Regions from separate parts of the Mus musculus genome. Here region 2 is linked to region 1. Evidence: chromatin contacts called from ENCODE Hi-C data. All regions are on one chromosome and are shown on one strand. The core of a region is the stretch at or near the end of the contact, and the rest is flanking DNA. Distances in the headings are between cores, read along the strand shown. Region 1 has its middle 11 kb from the start of Gm41262. Region 2 holds the start of Gdnf (glial cell line derived neurotrophic factor).

Region 1 (5,824 bases), core at 3,072-5,571:
GACTGACACTGCATCGAATTCAGAGAATGTAGAATCCAAGAAGGAAGCTCAGAGTAGTGTCTGGGATCCATTCAGGAACAGAGAAGTAAGCACCAAGTTGGGGAGCCTTCCATGTAGCGGCTCTTGGAACCCCATGAACTTAGCTGTGGTACCTAGAACATATGGAAAAAATGAAAAGAACATGCTATACTCTAAATCAAGAATGATATTTCTACCCAATAAGGATGTAATAGCAAGGTAAAAGCAATATATTCTGGAAGCTGAGTACTAGGACAGGAAGACATAAATGAGTATAGGCTGTGTGGAGTAACAGAGAAAAATAGCATAAATAGAATGGAGTAAATGGCATTGTAAAGATGACATCGGTTGTAGTTAAAGAGAATTTGTGAATTGGAATAAGGTTCTGACGAATTCATTCAGAGAGCAAATCAAATGCAGAGAGAAAAGTACTGCAAGGGACATGGAAGGCAAATGGAAGTTTCACTCACTTCAACCAAAATGGGGACTTCAACAGCTGACAAAGGTCCTGCATGCTGAATTTGAAAAAGAAAGCACATATCATGTTCAGAACAGGATTTAGACAACAAAAGCCTACATGTTTCAGGGTGAAATTGAAGAGCACTATAGATGATAAAATCTTCAAGCTGATCAGGTTGGCATTAGGGACTCAGGGCAGAAACAAGCCTAAAACATACAAAAAGCTGTGCCTTAGAAGCTGAAGTTAAAACAACTCTAGCTATCTCAAGGGTGAACCAGGGCTTGGGACTGGAGGTAACAAGTTTCAGGTGATTTTAAGGACTTTGCAGTATCGAGAGATCTTCAGAATGGCCAGCTTGTCCCATTATCTGTGACTAGAAATGCAAGATAAGCTGAGGAGAGACTGGCTGGGTGGCTTAGGTCATAGGGATGACCTGGGCTATTTAGGAAGATCAGATGTTGGAAAATGGGCTCTGAATAGTCCAGGGAAATGCAAAGAAGAGAACAATTCCCAAGAGGGAAATGTGATTCTCATCTGTAGTGACTTGTTTGGATCTGTCCTATGCTTGAGCCTTTCTCCTGATCCTATTCTGTAAACATGCCCCTGAAGTTGGCATGTTTCTCCTTCATCTGCCTCTCTTTTTGCTATCTAAATCTTTCAGTTGAGCAGTTCATTGTTGTACTCAACTTCTTCCAAAAGAGAATGAATATCTAACATAAAGCCCCGCCAACAGCATCCATAACTGAAGGATTCCGATGTGAAGTGGAAACATAAAGGTTCTTTGACAGTTGTATTGGATGGTGTTTTGTTGGGCAACCATGAGAAAGTGAAGAAGTGTCTTGCTGAATCAGACACAGGTGAAAGGCTAAAGCAGACTCATGAAGGAACAGACAGATACAGGTGAAAGGATGTTCTGCTAAAGCAAGCATGTGAAAGGACATGTAATGAAGGATTCTTCACTAATGACACGCATGTCCACCTTACATTACATACTCAGCTACATTTGTTGGGACTCTATAGAAATGCATCAAAAACTTCTAGTTGTATGCTGCAATTTCCCGCTGCTACCAAGGACTCAAGCTGATTGGCCGAGAGATGTTAGCTGAGACAGACTCATGTGCTGAGGCAAGACCTATGGAGGACACATGATGATTGGAGTGAGTATAAAAAGGACTCACTAGACAGGGATAGAGGCTGAGCAAGGCTTGCTTATAGAGCTAGCTGTGCAATGCTTGTTGGTCTCACGTCTTTGCTGATCTTTGCTTTGGATGAGCGAGGCACAGCTGAGAACTCCTGGCATCCCTCGTGGTTGCTTCTGCAGAGTCGTGCCAGGCTGAGGCCTGACTCTTTCTGCCACCACTGCTGATTTGTGTTTGCTCTCCTGACTCTGCCGAACTGGACTGCTGGTATACCTGTCAAGAGTTTGTGAGTGGACTGAGCTGCCGCTGTTGACTCCTGTGAACTGAAGTGCCGATTTCCTGACAACACAGATAGGATTTGCATCAAAGAACCCTTTCTAAGTAGGTCCACTTCCCTCAAATCCTTTCTTTTGCAATACCTCTGGTGGATAGTGGGCTAAAAGGGAGGCTAAAACATTTAAGAACTATCCTTAAAAGTAGGCTTTGAAAAAGTAAAAGTTACAAACATGAATCTCTGAGCCCTGACCCTTAACTTCCCTGATGTAGAGGGCAGAGTGATTCACATAAAATCGCAGCCTTGATTGGCAGAACACTTAAGGTTTCATATAGCTGTCCAAGGACAGAAATATACTCAAATCAAGTGCCTGAGACTCCAACACGAGAACCAGGTCTAACATTCCATGTCACCTCTAGGAAGGTGATTCCATCTACTGGGCAGCACATTTCTCCTGCCGGGCTTCTGGGCTGCCCCGAGGGGTTTCTGCATGTCTTCCAAAGCCCCCAGATAGCACTCGCTGGGCTGCTTTCCTTGGAACTAATGCTAAAGGCAGGTGAAGTATGAGCATCTAGCACCGATCACTGGCATCGATTAACAAGGAAACACATGGTGACTGCCAAACTTCGTATGGGCTAAACTGACAACCAGTGGGCTGGAGGGAGAAAGCAGCTCATCTATACTTCTAATGGCTGCTCCTCCTCCTGCTGAAGCCCCTCTGACCTTCTTGCTATCCTTACTAGTCCAAGTTTCATCTTGACGTGAGAGGAGAGCTGTCTCTCGACTCTTTCACGCCTTCAAGTGTCTAATTGAGGTCTGGCCAGAGGACTTCATTCCAAATCCTAGCCCTTCCTGGACTTCACTGATACTCGCCACTGATATTCCTTTTGGTGGCACTTAGGATCCTCTGGACATCCGATATTTTACTTTCTTATTTGTGAGCTGTCTATCACCCTCACTAGGATATAATAACTCTACATTTTCTGTGCGTATGTGTGTGTGCTCATTTATATATGTACAGGCAAGTGCATATATGTGTGTGGGTACAGAGGCTGGAAGACAACCTCAGGTATCATCCTTAAGAGCACCACCTACATACTTTGACATAGTGTCTCTCCTTGGTGGTTCCCAGTTATGCTAGGTTGGCCAGCCAGCGGGTTCCTCCTAACTCTGCCTCTCCAGCGCTAGTATTACAAGTCTCGGCCAGCACCGCCAACATTTTTGATTGGTTCTGGGATGGGAGTCAGGTCCTTATGCTTCCAAGACAAGATGTTTGCTGACTGAGTCCCTCCCTGTGATCCATATGTTTTGTATGCTTCCGATTCTCCAGAAAACGGTGCTTGCCTTTAATGCTCAAGGGATATTTGATGAATGAATATAGGAAGGGATGTATTCATTTATAACATTCCCCCAGATTCAAAGACTATGCAAGCAGCTTGTAGAACACAAGTCAGTACATACACAATGATGGACCTTCTGAATGTAGAATGCTAAACTTGAAACACAGAAACTATTTTTCTTAAGTCATTAGAGCATAGTGTTACCTAAGATCAAATGCATGGGGGGGAGGGTGGAGATCTGGGGCTTGAGGCAGATGCAAAGAGAGAGCTGATTAGAGCACTAGTAACCAGCTTGGGGCTATCTGGGGCTCTGCAAAGACAGATGGGAAGTTTTGCTAAGCAGGAGTTGAGATGGGGAAAGAAGCAGGAAGAGGGAGAAAACCAACTCGACCTTTCTTGGACCCCTGAGGACCTGGTTCACAGAACATCTCTAATAGAATCCCAAGAAGTTAGCATTTGTGGAGGAGGGCGCTGGAGCCAGCCCAATGGGTTTAGCAGCCAGAGTGGAGATTCTTTATAGAGGAGGTGAGCTCTGAAGCTGGCTTTTAAAGACAGGTGAGGCTCATCGTCTCAGGAGGGAAGTGGACAGAGCAGTTATTCCAACCTGTAGCAGCCTTGCCGGGCTGGCAGAAACTGGCCAGGGTGCTGCAAACACATAGCTGTGCTAGCAAATCTAAAAATACCCACCTCTCTCTATTTTTTACTTTACCTCCTGATCTCTTGCTCTTTTTTTCTCTCCCTATGTCCCATGTTCTTCCTTCTTTGAGGATCCTTTCTAGCAACACTTAAGACTTACTTCTCTCCTCTGGAAATCTCTGGCCAGCAGGGAGGGCCAGAACCTTGCTGGACTCCCTGCTGTTCAGGTACAGGTTGGCAGCAGCTCCAAAGGCCCCCCACCTTCCTGGGCTCAGTTCTTTCAAATGCCAATTAACAGGTGTCAGAGCGCCGGTCCCGACCTCTATCTACATAACAACCCAACTGCTTTGGCTCTCTACCCGCTAGCATAAATATCGTGGTGTTTGAGCCCTTGGGGCCTGTGGAGTTTACAAGTATGCTGTCAAGATCTCTTCATTGGGCTGGCGCTTGAAGTGCTGCCAAGCTGTGAGGGGACGCCTGTGCTTTCATGTGTTCCCAAGCACAGGCGGCCCTGGCTCCCAGAGGAGCCCTGTGAGGACCAAGTGTCGGTGTGAATCTCAAACAGCAAGCTGACATTCCGGTTGGGAGTGTGACAGTGCATGCCTGGGTGATGATGCCAGGATGGCAGGTGACATGGGTCACGGCAGAGGGGGAGAGTAACTGGAGTGGCTTCCAGTTACATGTCCTCAGAGCTCTGAAGGATGGGACCGGGGTCTGGGGAACAGTTATAAAATGATGTTACAAAATCCGGATGTGCTGATCAAATTGAGACCACTGAGATGGAGCCTTGAGAGCACAGATGATATCCCTGTTCCCAAAAATGGCACTGGACGTGGGTTAATCTGGGATTAATGACTTCGCAAGCCAGAGACACAGACCACAGTCAACCAGCAGAAACACTCACGCACACATGCACATGCAGTGGTGTGAGCTCACACAGGGGAGGGAAGGGTGGGCACACATTCCACGTGCCCTCGAAAGCTCTAGAGGAATGTCTCCTTCAGGGTACCCTCCCTCCCCCCAGCCTCCTGGGTGGCTGTTCCCTTCTGGGTAAACATCTGAAAACAGGGAGGCTGCCAGGGAGGAGAAAGAAGAGGAGGGTGTGGAATGGGAAGGGGTGGGGCATGGCGACAGGAAGAGCTCAAGAGATTCTCAAGTTGGGTGACTACCAAGGTTGGCTTGTCCCAGAGGGCAGTTGGGCCTCAGCCTGGTGGGTGGTGGAGGAGCAGGCACAAGGCTGGCTCCCACCAGTGGGGGCAGCATCTCCCCGCCTTTGCCACTCCCCCCCCCCCCCACACCTTGGTCTCTGCTCAAAACCCAAGGCTGAGAAAGTTTGTTGGGTTTGTGTAAAGTTATGCCCTCTCCAAAGAAAACAGTATCAGAGGAGTTGGGCATAATTTGACTAGTCTGCATTGGGATCTTCCCAGGAAGTTAGGAAAGCACTCACTCACATTAGGAGGCCTGCCCAGAGGCTGCACAGACAGACTGCTCAGCAACAGTGTTGTTCTATGAACCCTAACACAGAAGAAATACTTTCCTGATTCCCACACTTCTTTTGATGTTTGTCAGAGAAGTCCAGAATGTTCTAGATTTGAGATGCTTGGGGGAATCTAAGGCCTGGAGGTAAGTAGTCAAGTGCAGAGTATCACACTTCTTTGAGGGCAAAGAATAGATTATCAGTCTCTACTATGCCTTCTGCTATGATATTCCTCTATTCCTTCTTTTCTCCATCTTGTCCACACCAGGGTGTTTTACGGAGATGGTGGTTTACAGTAAAATGTGTCCTGGGGACTATTTCTTCCAGCCTGAGCTAGATTCTGAACTCCCTTGTCAGCAGAGGAGACAGGCCCTTACTTCCTCTCTGACCTGATTTAACTTTCCGTGTCTCTGTTAGAGTGCCTACCCTAGGCACTTCTGGACACTGTCAACTTAAGGGCAAACACAGTCCGTGCAGAGT
Region 2 (5,914 bases), core at 2,485-4,984, 340 kb after region 1:
CCCACCCACACACTACTTTGTACCACTTCAAGGCAGATTTTGAATGGGGATGGTTTCCAGCCCCACGCAGGGAAAAGGAACCCATGAATCGGGAGTAGGAAGGCACTTTAACAGGTTCCTCCCTGCTTGCAATCTTGCCTGTAGCAGAATCTGCCTGCAGGGCGGATGGGTACACCACGGGAAGCTTGTCTAACTTAGCCCTGAGTTCGCCAAGTTTGTGCTCTTTGACCGGGATAAAGGCAACTCTGCCAGTTCCTTTAGGGAATATGTTAGAGAGCGCTCGACTCACGCTTCCTCGGTGTTTTGAATACGTGTTTAAGATGCAACTAGCCCAGTAATTATGCTCCTCCTCTCTCCAAACCTCCAAAGACGGATTCGCAGTTTCTTTCTTGCCCTGACCATGCCCTCCCTCTCTCTGAGCTTTGGTGGGGGAGGTGTCTTTTAAACAAGTGACAAGTGTGTAGTGTCCGGTTAGCCCGCGGCGTTTCTAGCCCGCATCTGCACGAGATTCTTGTGCTCTGGGGCCTAGAACTCTACCTTGGCTCCTCTAATAAACAGAACCACCCCTGGCTTTTTTCCCCGGGAAGCATCCCATATTTTCTCCCTTTCTCCATCTTGGGCTGGCCACTTATAGGGCAGTGGTAAGAGAATGCGTCCTCAGTCAAGGACACTGAGCACAGTGAATACAAGCAACAGATCTTTTAGTAATTTCTGCCCAGACCCTACAGGAAACACCCGAATTTATAGTAAACTCTCCTCCCAGGCCACCAGGTCTTGAAAGCAAATCCCAGACAAACTTTCCAGCCTGCTAGCCCCAAAATGTGCGGGGGGGGGGGGGGCACTGGTGGCAGGGAGCGGCCACCCACTGCAGAGTTTTCTAGGTGATAGAGGATTAGGGGGTCTAAAAGTAGGTTGCCAACCACCTCAGGTGAAATGAGGAGACAGGATATGGGGAAAGAGAATCAAAGAATAGAAACCCGAAAAGTGAGGATTCACATAAGGACGTCTATAGGTCCCTGCACTAGTATGGGGATATGTGGTAGAAACATTGGTTCTTCTACTGTTTTATATTTTTAAATGACAATCCAGCCTACCCGCCGCGGGAAGACAAGGCCCGAGCGGTTTCTAGTGCCCCCTGGTGCCGGGAACTCAGAATTGGTGAGCGGCGATTTGGCAGTCCCTACCGCGGCTTTTCTGAGCATCCTTCAGCCCCCGTCCTAGGTCCCACCTGGTGCCCAAATGCACAGAGCGATCCCTCTGCCCCGCTGGGATGAGTTGATCCCAGATGCAGAGTAGAACCGGCTTTCCAAGTCCGAGAGAGAATGGGGTTCACTTAGCAGAGTCAACCTCGGAGTAAAAGCTTGGTACCCCGCGCGGGCCGGTGCCTTAAGCACGCGCAGCAAAGGCCACGCGCGGCGGGAACTGGTCTGGCCAACGCTTCAGGGTAGAAATCGGTAAAAAGAAAAGTAGGGATGCGGGGCGGGGCCCAGATGGACTCCTTGGAAGAGCATCCAGGGAGATGCACACCCCATCCCCACCCGGGTGTTGGGGGGGAGCAAGTGCCACCAATTAAAGAGCGGCTCAGAGAGGAGCGAAGAGCGGGTCCCGCGTCTCTCAGAGAAGAGTGTTCCTGCACCTCCTCGGGATTGGGGGCGGGGTGCTTTCGGGAAGCCCGATGCTGCCCGCTTACAATAAGATGGAGAGTCTCCTTTGGCGAGGCAGAGAGTGAATGTTTCAAGTGTTTTCCTCCTTTGCCAGCGTCGCCTCGCTTCTGATCGAGGCTCGCCATGTCCAATTTTAAAAGCTTTCCGTGAGCCAAACTGAGATAGATAAATAAATAAATAAATAAATAAATAGGAAAACCCTCTTAATGCGGAAGGGAAATCTGGTGCCTCCGCCGCTTCCTGCCGACCGGCACGGCGATCCAGGACCGCGCCTTAACCCCGCGCCTCCCTGCCGCTCGGGACTGCCAGCCATTTCGCACGCACCCGAGAGCTGGCAAAGCTAGCACCCCGGAGGCCTTGCCTTCCCCCCCCCCCCCCGCTCCCCGCTCGCGAAGCGCCTCTCTGCACTGCTGCGTGAGGGGCGGGAGCCAGGGGAGTCTTTTTTTTTCCCCCTCCTCTGGGGTGTTCGAGCCAGCCCGCGCAGCCGGAACCCCGGAGCTGTGTGGTTCCGTCGCTTCCCAATCTCCGAACCCAACAGCTGCGGAGAAAACAGACGCCCAAGGGATGGAAAATGAATTCGTCTCCGCAGCAGTGGGAGGTGGCAGCCGAATTAAATGCTTTCCTAGTGGCCTTATCTAGGGACCTAGACTGGAATTCTGGGTGGAGATTGTGAGGGGCGGGAGGGATGTACCCCGGAAAGGAGAGAGAAGCAAAAGCCTGGAGACTAATAGGAAAGGTGCAGGGAGGTGTGTGTGTGTGTGTGTGTGTGTGTGTGTGTGTGTGTACCTGAAAACTGATTTGCCCTCCCCCATTAAAAATGTCAAGACTGTTTTCTCAAAATGCATGATTTACCTGATTTGAGAATGCTCCCCAGCCAATTCCCCATGCTGGAACAACGGGACTTGTGAGTGACAGAGTACCACCATACCCGAAGTGATTCAATCTCTCTTCCCCCGTCTCTTTGGATGGGACTTTTCGCCAAGTGAACATAGCCTTCTTTATTAGCAAGCTCACCCCAGACTGCAAGGCCTTCTTCCTTTCTAGAGATGTGAGGTCTTAAGAGTCCAAAGGACTCGGTGTTCAGGACTCTTACTACGGTCCTGGGTCCTGGAGTAGCTAGGGGAACCGAAAGATAGCATCTCTGCTGAGAGGGACAGAATTAGGACCAAAACTTCACAAAGCTGCAAAACTAAAATCAAGGGCGTGTTCGGGTATACCACGGAGGGCTTTAAATGTCAAGATAGATCCAGTCGCCGCCTACTAACAGTGGTAAAACATTTATTGGGCACTTTCTGGACTTGTTCGTGAGTTAATGATCCTAAGAAGTGGAACTGGTATTTTAAGCCAAACCGATGCTTCCGAAGTTAAGTGACTTAACTTGGCACTTTTATGCAGGCCAGAGTCTGCAAAGTCACATGAACTTGTTCTGGTGACATTTTTTTCTTTCACTTAGCCAGGATGTTTAAAAGGTAGACAGAGGGAGGGCAAGTGTTTCCACCAAGCCTGAGCCTACACCCTGCCTAGTTAGAAGAAAGGTCCAGCCTGGGACAGATAGGTGAGCTTGATTTTAGTCCCAGAGGTAAAAAGCCTGTTGTTTGCATCAGCGAAAGGATGGCTTCCAGAGCTCACATATGGGAGTTGCTGGGGAGGGGAAGGGTGGTCTCTGTCTGTCGAGGGCCGGGCAAAGGTAGCCAGATGGGGGCTACCCCGTGCGCCCCCGCCCCCCGGGAATATGGGATGTCGCGCGAGCCAGTAGAAGCAACGGGCCCGGAGTTGTGGTATAAATTTATGTCCATAATCTGACCTCTGGAAGTTGGAGGCTGGAGGACCGAAGAGTGGTCAGCAGTGCACCCGTTGGGAATGCGAGCTGCACCTGGGGTGTACCAGGGATGAAGGAAGATGGGCGGGCAGTAAACCAGAACAAGGGCGGGGTGCTTAGGGAAGCACCGATCAAAAGCAGTGCGGGCGGAGAGGCTGTGAGTTGGGAGCAGGTTGGGGGGGGGGGCAGGGAAGTGGTGAAGAGGCTGCCCTGCAGTCAGCACCAGGGTCCTGGGCGTCTGAGCCTAACTTGCCTGGTGCGGTTCTCTTCCCCGCTGCCCGCCCGCGCAGGTGCCGCCGCCGGACGGGACTCTAAGATGAAGTTATGGGATGTCGTGGCTGTCTGCCTGGTGTTGCTCCACACCGCGTCTGCCTTCCCGCTGCCCGCCGGTAAGAGGCTTCTCGAAGCGCCCGCTGAAGACCACTCCCTCGGCCACCGCCGCGTGCCCTTCGCGCTGACCAGTGACTGTAAGAACCGTTCCCTCCCCGGGGGCATCATCCGGCGGACCCCAGGGCACCCTACCGCAGCATGCACGCACGCAGTCACCCGGGCCAGCCGGGAAGGTTGTGCGCCTCTCCACTAAGTGGGAAGGGCTGGGAGGCCCTTAAGGGTACTCAGCTGCATGCCGCTGCCCAAGGGTTTCCAGGCGCCTTGCAAATACAGAGGATGTGGAATAGTGTCCCTTTATCATTCTCATCAACAAATATCCCACTATCGCCACCATCACAACCACAACCAGGGCACACACACATTGCCCCCAACCCCTTACTTCCCTGCCCCTCTAAGAATACACAGCAGGATCTTTCTTTTAAGGCTATTTTACTGTGCCTTGCTAAAACCCTCTTGCATTTTCATCCTGAACTGCACTTGCAAGGAGTTTTGTGAGAAAGGCCAGCCAGAGAGAAAACACAGAAGGACCTCCATTTCCAGAGCTAGCATCTGCCTAGTGTCAATTCTGTTCAGAAGAGTTCTGCTATAGGAAGAGTCCAGGGTGACTAGTGCAAAGTGGACTGAAAGGGAGAAACGTTCAGAATGCACAGTGCTAACTCAAAAACAACAACCACAACAAACGCAGGGTACTCTTAAAACAAGTCTGTGATTTACTGCTCCAAAGCTAATGCCTTCTAGAAGCGAGCAATTACAACCTATCCTCCAGTCCTCAGAAGTCCATACGGGTAAAGTCAGATAGACAGGAAAGGAGTTACAGAGAAAATGAAAGTATCTAGGTTAAAAGGTGGCAACAGAAAAGTTGATACAATCTCAAAATACTCAGCGGCCACCCACCTCACCCCTTAGAACGAGTGGCTTTGAAGGTTTGCATTTGAAGTGCCCTGTGGTTATGACCACCAGGGAAAGCTTGAGTCAGCCCAGGACGTACAGAAACCCTTGGCCCTGGACAAGAAAACAGGCAGAATGTGGCAAGTGTTTCATTTCAACAACAAAAATGGCTTCTTGTATAAGGGTCAAAAAGGGGCGGGGGGGATAGAATTTTATAAGGATTTTGGGAGTGATTTGTGGTTTAAAAGGAACGTAGTTGGTCCCTTGAAATTCAGACCCAGACCTGTCAATTAAACTCATCTTTAAAGAGCCTCACTTCAATCCCAAGCTTAGGGCGTACAAATATTTCTCTGATTGAAATTCTAAATGCCCTCTGTTGTTGTCTTCATTTAACCATTGCAAAAGGGCAAACCAAAGGGACAGGGGCAGAGTGGCAGATAATAATAGTTCTCAAATTCAGGTATCAGTGGAGAGAACTCTGACTGTTTGATTGCATTCTGATTAATTCATGGGGGTTTAATTGCTATATTAGTATCCTGTCTACCGGGGCTTGCTTCCCACTAATTCTTCCAAGTTAATGGCTTTAGAACTCAGTGTGAACAGTTTACAGCTCCACGGAAGGAATGCCTTTCTTCTCCCACGTGCCAGTAGCTACCAGGATTGCTCCTTGGCCTCCATACTCCTGTCCTAACCATCCTTGGAGAATAGACTCATAAAAAGAGAGTGGAGTCTTCTAAGAATGCTAAAGGTTGTTGATACTGGATTGCATGCCAGGAGTCTAATTTAATGGGTTTGAGGTGTAGCCTGGGTGTTCAGACTTTTAGATGTTTCCCAGGTGTGTCTAGTGTTGTTCCCAAGGTTGAGTCACCAAAGTTTGATAACACCCTAGGAAAAACCTGAGGCTTCTGTGGGTTAAGCAGCCGTTTAGCAACCAAAATAGTATTGAATCCCATTGACTGCCTGGATCCCACTGGGAAGTGGGCAGGATTGCATCTCCCTTTCTCAAATGATACTAAAGCATCTATGGACAAGATTCTGACTACGATTTTGTTCAGGACAGCAGAATGCATCCAATTCTGCTTTGTCTATGGAAAGACCCAGTAGAACCTAGACAGAGAAATTACCCAAAGAGAAACTGAGCTGTGTTCTAAGC

The links. A loop is a pair of places that touch in the nucleus more often than their neighbours do.
Region 2: a loop to region 1 is called in a map of heart, with 4 times the contacts of the local background. The contact joins the promoter of Gdnf here to the enhancer-like site in region 1. A Hi-C loop is called at or near these places in 7 of 37 maps with a recorded cell type or tissue (heart, mouse embryonic stem cell and mouse trophoblast stem cell).

What each region holds. Positions count from the first base shown.
Region 1 is chr15:7,476,061-7,481,884 of GRCm38, forward strand. No RefSeq gene overlaps it. Among named protein-coding and RNA genes, the nearest start is that of Gm41262, 11 kb to the left of the region's middle. Within about 2 kb of position 4,322, at least 1 of the 3 ENCODE cell types and tissues checked has a DNase peak (open chromatin) inside an H3K27ac peak, as active enhancers do.
Region 2 is chr15:7,811,816-7,817,729 of GRCm38, forward strand. Gdnf (glial cell line derived neurotrophic factor) reads left to right here and starts at 3,735. Exons shown (of 2, transcript NM_001301357.1): 1 at 3,735-3,950. The coding sequence starts at 3,800.